2 separate regions of the Mus musculus genome follow, and region 2 is linked to region 1. A link is a loop called in an ENCODE intact Hi-C map of the cell type or tissue named here. Cell type or tissue: left cerebral cortex. All regions are shown on one strand. Links, peaks and the distances in the headings refer to the core of each region. The heading gives the core; the rest is flanking DNA. Region 1 has its middle 37 kb from the start of Gm34770. Region 2 has its middle 41 kb from the start of Gm39350.

What was found. A loop is a pair of places that touch in the nucleus more often than their neighbours do. Peaks named below come from ENCODE experiments on the same cell type or tissue, not always from the same donor. Only the 100,000 strongest peaks of a DNase experiment are listed, where the experiment ranks them.
Region 2: a loop joins it to region 1, with 2.4 times the contacts of the local background. A loop is called at or near these places in 3 of 42 quality-filtered maps.

The regions. Positions count from the first base shown.
Region 1 is chr9:61,695,910-61,701,287 of GRCm38, forward strand. No RefSeq gene overlaps it. Among named protein-coding and RNA genes, the nearest start is that of Gm34770, 37 kb to the left of the region's middle. In left cerebral cortex, for the core only: a CTCF peak has its summit at 2,208 (motif pointing left); DNase peaks (open chromatin) are centred at 2,151 and 3,508.
Region 2 is chr9:61,551,760-61,557,137 of GRCm38, forward strand. No RefSeq gene overlaps it. Among named protein-coding and RNA genes, the nearest start is that of Gm39350, 41 kb to the right of the region's middle. In left cerebral cortex, for the core only: a CTCF peak has its summit at 2,036; DNase peaks (open chromatin) are centred at 2,075, 3,061 and 3,654; H3K27ac peaks cover 550 bases.

The sequences.
Region 1 (5,378 bases), core at 123-5,122:
GAGGGGCAATTGTAGCTCTGCTCTGCCTTTTTCCTGGACAGATGACACTCCCTCTCTAATTCCCACCCCTCGCTGGCCTTCCCTCTGGCCCTGTTCCCCCAGAGTCTCCTGTGAAAAGCATAAGTCAAAGCAATCTCACTGCAGTAAAGGTTCTGACTGACTCAGGAGGTCAGAGGAGCTCCCAGGAAACAGCAAGGTTACGGGGAACAAGGCTCTGGAGTTTAGCTTGGGTTAAGCAAAGTGGCCAGCCAGCTGTGTTTTCTGGTAGGTTCTTTTCTAATGTGGACACTTTCTGGGCCCTTGCTTGCACAATCCGATCCACTTAGAAAAGTTCAGATTTCACTTGGGCTAGTCTTGGGAAGAATAGGCCCTTAGAAGCCACTTCGGGTAAAAAGCAAAAAAAAAAAAAAAAAAAAAAAAAAAAAAGAAAGAAAGAAAGAAAGAAAAAGGAAAAAGCCCCTCTAGTTTGCCAGTTCACAATCTATCAATGAGGGAATCTGAAGCAGAAACCGTGAAGGAACTTCTTGGCTTACTCAATACCAGTTGTAATATATAGCCTGGGACAACCTGCCTAGGGATTGTGCTGCCCATGGTAGGCTGGGTCTACATCAACCATCCATCAAGACAGTTCCTCATAGGCCAATCTTTCAAGGCAGCTCTTCAATTGAGATTCCTTCTTCTTCCCAGGTGACTCTAGGTTCTGTCAAGCTGACAGTGAGAGCAAGCAGCCTCACTACAAGGTACAAGTCTTACAAGCCTTGAGGCGGGAGGAAAGCCCAACTTCTCTGGTTGTGTTTTGTGTGTGTGCCTCTTTTATTTCTGGTCAGACTCATGATTGACTCTTCATAGACACATTACCCACTCAGAGAGTGTCTGGCTACCTACCCTATTTCTTTCCTCTTCCAGACTGGAAACACAAAGATAACTAACTCATTGTCCTAAACCTGCAGTCACCTTAGATTCCAGGGATGGCCAGTCCCTGCAGGATGAATGACCTACAAGATGAAAACAAAAATATCTACCATGGAAACGGCACACCTTGTATCTGATCAGGTGACACAGACCAGATCATAGACTCTATTTATTGGACCACTTTGTAGGACCACACCTTGCTCAAGACTGCTTAGTTATGCACGCCTCCCCTCCCACCCCGTCCAGTTCTTCCTCTACTTAAATCTAAAGTTCACATAGGTGTCCTGAGGACAGATTCATGGCCATTGAACTTCCTTCTTCCAGACAGTTGATAAAATCTTTCTCTGCTTTTCAGGATTACATGTCTTATGGTGTATTCAGACCAATGGCTGAGCCTAGCCTTTTAAGGCTGTGTGAGAACCGGGTCTTCTATGCTGGAACTCCAGTTACACACTGGCCACCTTTTCCTCGGTGTTTTTTTCAGGGTTCTCTGACACATTCCATGATAACAGTGCTTTGACTTTTCAGTCTCTTGGAGTCCTGGAGGCTCTGTGCAAAGAGCAGACTCTTCAGTCCCAAGCTGGGTAGAACACTCTATCCATTAGGCACTAGAGGGTTTGAGATAAAAATCAACACACACACACACACACACACACACACACACACACACACACACCAAAACCATTGGCTCTGAAACATAAAGGGGAAACTTTACAATGGAAATTAATAAAATTTTAATGAAATGTCTCCCAAACAAAATCTTCCATCAGCCTCATTAAGGGCTTCATTTAGTATTCGTAAAAATTTCATTACGTTTCAGAACGATGTGCAGGTTAGATTTTTCTCACTTTGCAAGAATTCCTGAGCCCCCCTGATAATTGCTGAGAAATCAAAGCCAATTCTACATCAAATGAATTACTTGTAGCCAAAGAATTTCAAAAGCAAAGTTATAAAAATAAGTCATAATTTTTCACAGGAAAAAAAAAGTATTTAATCTGTTTGATGTGTGTGAGGCAGAGTCTCTGAGCATGCTGGGATCCAGCGCGGGTCTGAAAGCAGTCTTGATGTCTGGCCTAGGCAAGCATATGTTAGCTTCCTCCTGAGTGAATGGGTGGGGGAAAAAAAGGCAATCTAAGTGATAGTGAAAAGTGTAAAGGTGGGAGGGAGGGAAGAAAAACAGACAGGAGAAATATAGCAAACATGAGCCAAAGTTTTAAGGAGCAATCTTAGCAACAAAGCCAAGGCCTCGCTGCTGACAGAAACAGACCACACCGCCCCCTTCTGGTTGGAGGAGTGCAGTGCTAGCCGCACGACTTGAGTTTCTCCCACGCTCAGAACATCAAAGCCCCTTGAAATTGTCTCAGAGAGAGATCAGCGCTCCCTGAGGACCGAGACCCTGCCTCTCCTCCAGCCAGGAGCTGGGAGGAAAGCTTTGTAACTGGCACCGTGTCAGGCATCCTGACACACGTCTAATCCCATCTTGAACCTATTTCTGCCTTTTCCCCAAACCGAGTCTCGCCTAACCCATTCCATATGTCTCTCTCTTTCTCTCTCTCTCTCTCTCTCTCTCTCTCTCTCTCTCTCTCTCTCTCTCTCTCTGACGGAAAATAGGCTTTGCTTTCATTTCAAAGGGCATCATTGAAAAATCTGGGCGACAGGACTTTGTTCTAAGACAGGCAATACTCGGGGAGCTCTTCTGAGGAAGTAATCAGAAATAAATGGAAAGATTTATATACAAGATGTCCGCTGTGGAATTATTTGTAACGGCAAAGAACTAAAGACAGCCACAGTGCCCCCAAAGCAAGGAGATGGTTAAATAAATCACCATCTACCCACACAAGAGAAGTTTATGCAGCCATTAGCATGTGCATGATTTTGAAATTTTCATTTACAGCAATAGCCAACCATTAGGGAGCCCTTCCTAGGCAGTATGTCACTGTACTCTACTGAGGAAAGTCCTTTGTGTTACTCCCTCCACTTGATACACAACACAACTGAGGTTCCACCACTGAGGTACATAGACTGTGTTAGAGTGTCCTGCTGGCCTCCTAGGGGCACATGAGTGTGGAGGCAAAGGGAGGGAGAGTTTCACTCCTAGATCCACTGCAAAGCTGTGGCAAAGGAGGATGGATCTGACCCCAAAGGGATGATAAGGTTCACTGACTCTTGCAAGGAGCATCCACAGGGAAGGTAAGACCCAAGATAAATCCTAGAGGGGGACCTTGGGGGTAGGAGTCCAAAAGTAGTGGTCCTTATCTTAGATGCAACACAGCTGCCAATTAGGTAGGCGAGGCTGGGCTGAGGCTTTGGAGAGCCAATTGGTAATGAAAACAAAGCATCGCTGAGCCTGTCAGCACCAGCTGCTCTCCCCTGGTCTCTTTAAATTCTGTGGACCATGGCCTCTCCTTCCTCCATTGTTGTTCCAATAGACAGATGAGAAAATTGAGGCTTGGGAGACTCAAACTTTGGCTTGAGATCCTGACTAAGTAGGTCCAGAGGCTGTATGCTTGGGCACAGTCACAGCCTCTCCCCGACGAGCTGGCCACCACATAGAAGCAGAAGCCTATGTTGTTCACACCCACCCAGTACGATGCTTTCTCGTGTCCCTCAGTTGCAGCTGGCCTCCTCTACCATTTCAGGAATGCGTTATGCACGAGAAAGCTTGCAGAGTCTTCTGAGTCTAGAAGATCTCCCTTAGAAACCCAGTTTCAGGCAGCGTATGAGCCAAAAAAAAAGTAGAAAGCCTCATCCCCACTGAGGGAGAATGGCCAAACCTCTGGGGCTCCTCGCACAGGTGCTGTAGGAAGGAACCTGAGAAGCAAAAGAACAGCCCGAGCTCCTCAGAAGTCCTTGCTCAGAGCTGGCCAGCGAGCCCAGGATCTGCCTGTCTCTGTTCCCTAGAGTTCGTGTTTGAAACACACCTCACTATGTCCGGCTGCTGTGGTTCCTTGTGTGGGTTCCAAGGATTAAACTCAGATTCTCATGCCTGTGTGACAAACACTTTACCAAAGTAAATCTTGGCCTTGGTCCAGACCAGAACCCAAGACGAAGCCATGGCAGAGGCCCAACCTGCCATGCCCCTCCTGAGCTCCACTCAGACTCTCTCCCTGCCTTCACTGGCTATAATCACAAGATACTAGGATTTTGTGGAGTTTTCCTAAGCCATTGCTCTCTTCTGAACCAGGAAGTACAGAAACCTGTGAGTTCTGCCTTGAGTGTGGACCCCCTCTCACAACTCACTTGGGTCATGCACATAATAACTCTGCGTGGGGGTTTACACAGAAGAGACAACCTTAAATGGTATCCCCTCCTCTAAGAGCCATGTTGTCTAAAGACTATCCTAACGTGCTGCAAAACTGGAGGGGTTAGGAGATGGAGGGGCCTCTCCCAGCAATAGCTGATGCCCATCTATTGCTTTGTGTAGCCAATCAGCTTCTCCTGGGACCCTCAAGCCAGGCTGAGTTTCGCTCCCAGGTTCCTATAGGGGGAGTTCGGGACAGGAGCATGTAGAGCCACTTGTCCTTTAAAACCAGAGCCAGTGAGGACGGGCAGGACAAGGAGAGAGGAACAGAAGAAAAGAGGGAGGGAAACAGAGCCACAGGCCTGACTTTTTGGGTTTCCTGCTTCTAATTCTTCAGAGGTATGGCCCAATCAGTCACCCTGGGGTTTTGTGATGACTGCCTGCCCTAAGGTCACTACATAAGCAAAAGAGCTGTTCCTAAAGTCCAGGGGGTCCCAGTTAGGAAAACTCTAGAAATCCAAAGGTCTGAGGAGGCCACTCCTACGGGTGTGTCGATGACCCCTGGTCTGCACCTCTCCAGAGCCAGGGAGACTTGTGCTGGGAAAGGTGGCCTGGCCTCACACAGTGTACCACACAGTGGCCTCAGCTTCGTCTAGTCTTCCTCTCAGCTTCCCGCTGCCTAGGACACAAAGGCCAGCCCAGCATCCAAGGCCACCAGCAACCTCTGCCAGGCTCATCACTCCTGCATTTCCTATCAGTCGGACCAGATCTGCTCCCTTCCCCCTCAGCCTGACCAACTTTCCCTCAGCTCTCTGCTTGCTCAAATCTCTGAACTTTCCAGGCTGAAGGAGGGGCTCCTCACCCAGCCTATCAGATCTCCTCTCCTCACACTTTGGGTGTGAATTGGTGGCGAGCTACCCACTCACTCTCTTTCCTTCCTCCCTGTTTCCCCTCAGCCCTTCTATCTTACAGTCCCATCTTTCTTTCCCTCATTTCTCCATCCCTCCTTTCTCTTCTACCTCTGTTCTTGTCTTCCTTCCTCCCTCTCTTCCTTAGACTTGGTTTCTATGACTTTCAGGTCGCTTGTTCCTAATTTAGAGAAAACAAAACTGAGGCTCCGAGAGGTTGACAGTGATCCCAAATCACAGATCTAGGACATGTGAGTACCTGGGTGAAGAGCTAGAATTGTCTTCTTCAAGCTCTACCACCCCCACCCATCTTCTGT
Region 2 (5,378 bases), core at 164-5,163, 140 kb before region 1:
GTGACATGGGTTCTAGTGCCAGCACTCACAAGGTGGCTCACAACTATCCTTAACTCCAGTTTCAGAGGAGCCAACATCTTCTGACCTCTGCAGGCGCTGAGCACACACAGGGTTCACAGATAATCATGCAGGCAAAGCATTCATTTAGGTAAAATAAAATAAAAATAAATATAAAATAAATAGATAAAATAAATATAAAAAACCCAACAAATTAACCAAATAAATAAACGACAACACCCTCCCCCAATACACCAAGCACAGCATCAATGACTCATGTTTGTAACTCCAGAACTGGGAGGCATAGACAGGCAGATCCCAGGGGCTCACTGGCCTGCCAGCCAATCTATGCTGCTTGATGAGCTCCAGGCCAGTGAGAGACCCTGTCTCAAAAAGTAAGGTGGATGGCTCCTGAGGCGTGACATCTGGGAGTGTCTTCTTTCCTCCACATACATGGGCACACACAAGCAACAACTCCCCCCCTCAGGCGTGCACGCATGCACTCGAGTGAGCGCGCGCACACACACACACACTCACACACACTCACATACTCTCACACACACACACACTCACACATACTCTCACACACTCTCACATACTCACACACACACACTCTCACACACTCATTCACACACTCTCTCACACACTCACACTCTCACACACACACACACACACATATACACATACACACATGTCCAGTGCTTATGCTTGATGAACACTTAAGGCAAGTGCTCTGAACCTGGGCCCGTGAAGGTTTGAAAGAAGGTATAGTGAGCATGCTTGCACAGTTCTATTCTAGGAGTAAAAAGTTCTTATCTTTTTACCAGACTCACTATTGGCCTGTGGACCAATCAGATTTGAAAAGTGTTTCTTCCAGGGCAGCTGGAAGCAGTATTCTTAAAACATGTGTCTTATTATCTCTGGCCACCTGAAATATAACTAATGCAAACGGGGCTGAAGTTTTAGTTCTATTTATATAGGTTAACCTTGACTTAAATCTAAATAGTACTTGTGGCTGGCCATTACCATATCACACGACATGAGATGGTGGGAAGGCATGTGGAGGAGGAGTCATCGGCCATTACAGGGAAGCACGGATTGCCTTGCCCATGGCTTAGTAAGGGCTCAGGGTCGACTATCAGTGTAACTATTGAGAGAGTGCCCACCAGGAAAAAGAGAGACGGAGGGAGTGCCAAAGTGACTGAAGCTGCTGAACACTGCAAAATGGATGTGGTTCAGTGTATGCTTGCCTGGCATGCAGGAAGTCATGGGTTCAGTCCCCAGCACCACACACACCACATCCACCTCATGTGTGGCGGCACACACCTCAAAGCCCAGAACTTGGGAGATGGAGGCAAGAGGATCGGAATTCAGGGTCATCCTAAGCTACATAGAAAATTTGAAGCTATCCTGGGCTATATTGAGACCTCATCTCAAACAAGCAAAGCAACAAGTAGAAGCACATGAAAGCCGAGCACCAGGCCCACAGAGGACCACAGAGCAAAGGCCAACTAGATGAGAATCACTGACTCTACAGGAATCATAAGGAGGCCTCCGTGGACTTCGGATTGTGTCCATGCTGGCTTGCCGTGCCAGCTTTGAGATCACATATTTGAGCCCTGAATTCTCACATGGGAATCGACTGGATATGACTGAGCCCCTTCAGCCGCGGGGCTCTGAGAACCACCTGTCTCTGGCTGGGTCTTTTTTAGCACTACACACACATACACACACACACACACACACACACAGAGAGAGAGAGAGAGAGAGAGAGAGAGAGAGAGAGAGAGAGAGAGAGAGAGTGAGAGAGAGAGAGAGAGGCAACAAGTACCAGCACTGTACAACGGAACACACACAGAGCCCAGGGTTGCATTCCAAATGATAAGTTTCACAGCAGTGCAAGCATTTCCAGTAGTATTTATTAAGAGCATCCCTCCCAAGATGGTCGGCTCTGGGGGACTTCTGTGAATGCACTCTAGAGGCACCACAGCCCCTGCCGGCGAAAGGGTGGGCCAGCATCCGTGGACTTAGACAAAACAACCCCAAGGAGTCCAAGTTACACACTATAGAATTCTAAAAAACTTGTTAGTGTGAATGGCCTGCTTTGTATGCAGCTGTTGTCAGCTGGGCACAGTTACAGCTCCCTTCTGCTGGCAGCCTAATGCGCTCAGTGTGGCCTCTGTCTTGTCAACATGAAGCCCTTTGGCCTTCAATGCTATTGTTTTAGTTAAAATGTCAGGCTCACTCTTCTGATTATTATTGATCTTTAATTTTTTATTGCATTAATTAATTTATGCATGTGTCAGGGGCAGCACACACATGCCACGGTATACACATGGAGGTCAGAAGACAACTTTTGGAAGCCGGTTCTCTCCTTCTACCATCAGGGTTTTCAGGATTGAACTTAAGACATCAGGCCTGGAGCAGGTGTCTTTATCCACTGAGCTACGTTGCCAGGCCCATTATTGGGTTTATAACCTCCTAGGAGAGGAGTTAAAATGTAGCTGCAGAAATAGTTTAGACAGTAAAGCCTTACAAAGCTTGAGGGACCCGAGTCTGGTCCTCTGTAAATGCTGGGGAGGACGGCAGGTGCTGATGCTTACTGGCCATCCAGGTTAGTCTACTTGCTGAGTCCCAGGCCAAGCAAGAGTTGTCTCGAAAACAAGATGGACAACCTTTGAGGAATGGCAGCTGAAACTGTTCTCTGGCTCCGTCATCCATGTACACACACACATGCATACACACTTGCACATAAGCACATACACACAAAGGGGTAGGGGAGGGAAGAACAGAAGTCAAGTAGGCCGGCTCACTATTCGAGGAAGGGACATCATTTTGGGATAGGGAACAGAGGGGAAGGGTGGCCTCTGGTGAGGTCACTGAAAGACTCCATTCTGCAAACGTCCAGAGAATGTTCTGGGTGCCTGAACAGGGACTGGACTGTAGGAAGGAATTCGAGTTGGCATCTCTTGGAATGATCTCAGCCTCTGGAGAGTCTTCCAGATTAGCTATTTCTGAAAAGCGACAACCCCAGCTGCTCTGACTACGCAAGGCTATTGATGTTTGTCCTTCCCTCTGTCAGCCACTGAGTCATACTGGAGTTCATGGGAGCGGGGAGGGAATTCAAGCCTTGGCAAATGTGGCGGCCCACTCACCTCCTAGCTATGTACTTGTCAAGCCTGCCTGTCTCTTTGAGCCTCCTTTTCTTAGCTACGAATGGGGAACCCTAAAGTCCATCATGTCCATCACTGGAAGGCAGCATACACATCTTCAAAAGAGTCACACACTAAAAGGGGAATTTCTGTTATTATTATTGAACATCTGTATTCAGAATTATTTCTTTGAGGACCCTGGTGAGGCCCACTCATCTTGGCTTTTTTTTTTTAAACCCATAAAATCATACTTATTTATTTAACTGTGTATGGGTGTGGGGAAATACATGTCATGGTGCGTGCATGTGTGCATGCATGTGTAGGTGCATGCATGTGTGTGTGTGTGTGTGTGTGCATGTATGTGTGCGTGCGTGTTAGTCAGAGGACAATGAGGGATTCAATTTTTTTCCTTCTACCATGTGGATCCCAAGGGATGGAACTAGGTTGTCAGGCTTGGTGGCATCTTGCCAGCTCCGTCCTGAGTTCCTTGAAAGAGCCCTCTTTTTACCCTCCTCGGGAAGCTTCACACAACTCTTGTATGTAACTCAAAGAACTCCTGGCTTCGTATCATTGTTGCTTGGTCCTGGGCCACGCACCTCGTTGTACCAATTGGACACACTGGCAAACTCTGACAAACATTTGACATTCCACTTTTATTAAGTGTCTGCTCAGACACTATGATGGCGCTTCTCGGTTGTCAGCTTGACATACCTGGGAAGAGGAAGCCTAAATTGAAAAATCCCCTCCATCAGCTTGGCCTGCAGGGATGTCTGTGGGGAGTTTTCTTGATTACTGAGAGATATAAGAGGGCCTAGCTCACTGGGGGCAGTACCAACCTTAGGCAGGTGGGCCTGGCCTAAAAGAGAACGATACTGAATTGTGAGCCTGAGAGCAAGCCAGGAAATGGTGGTGCTCTGTGTGTGGTGTCGGCTTCAAGCGCTTGCCTTGCGTTCCTACTGTAGCTTCTCTCTATGATGGACTGTAACCTTTAAGAGGAAGAAAAGCCTTTCCTCCCCAAGTCTGCTTCAGTCAATGTTTTATCACAGCAACAGAGAAGCAAACTAGGGCAGACATCTGAATGGTGCACAGAGCCCACCAGTAGGCAGAACAGACTCATTTTGTCTCCAGAGCATAGAAAAACATTAACTGTAATTCCGAAGTCTACTATGTTGGGTGTTTTTTTTGTTTTGTTTTGTTTTGTTTTTTTGTTTTGTTTTGTTTTTGTTTTGTTTTCTTTTGTTTTTTCTGAAAATTGGGGAAGAGATGAAAGGTAAGGTAGATCTGGCAAGAGTGGAATGAGCATGCCTCAGAGGGTGTGCACAGCAGTGGAAAATGGGATGTGTAGGGTGGTTTCACAGACAAAAGAAAATTTGAACAGCCATGGTAGAGATGAGGTTGTCAGTCCAGGAGACAAGTGGTGGAGGAGCTGTTTAGAGAGAGTGATCTACTGAGCTCTGGGATCTACTGACTGAGCAGAGCTCAGAAGACGGAGCCCACAGTCTCAAGGGCAGGACGGAGCTGCTAGGGCAAAGGTCAAATGCACGGAGCTGAGAGGATGTGCAGATCACAGAGAGCTTTGTCGGCCATCTTGAGGGACCTTGCTCTGCATGGTGTGGAAGATCGTTGCGTGGTTCTGAGCACAAGAGACTTGAACTATTTTTCCAAAGGCTCTGCGGTTCCATACTAAACAGATCTGGGGCTGAGAAGACAGCTCGTTCAGTGAGTAAAGTTCTTGTCATGCAAGAGCCAGGACCTGAGTTCCATTTCCAACACAAACATGAAAGGTGAGGCAGGAGGGTGAGCGAACTGAGCGAGTGAGCTCTTGAACTCTGAGCATCAATGAGGCAGAAACAGCAGATTCTTAGTGGCTCACTGGCCAGCCATCCTGCCCCCAACTAGAGAGAGCGGGTAGGGTGACAGAAATGGGACCTGGGAGACTCAGGAAATAATGTGCTCATAATGTTGGGCACCTTATATGGTGACAGTGGCTTGCACTGGGGGGTGGTGTGGCTTAGCAGGGAAGTAGGGACAGTGGCCAGAGTGTGGATCCAGCTGAAGCTGCTTTATTGGACATGGGGGGGGGAGGGTGGAGGAGGCACCAAATATTTCAGATGAGCAGTAGGCTAGAGGTGTTACTGGTGCCGTAGGGAGGCTGTGGGTGGAGAGGGTTTGGGGAGGGGGTGGCTTAGGGACTTTGGATTTGTGGAGTTTGTGATGCCTGTTAGACAT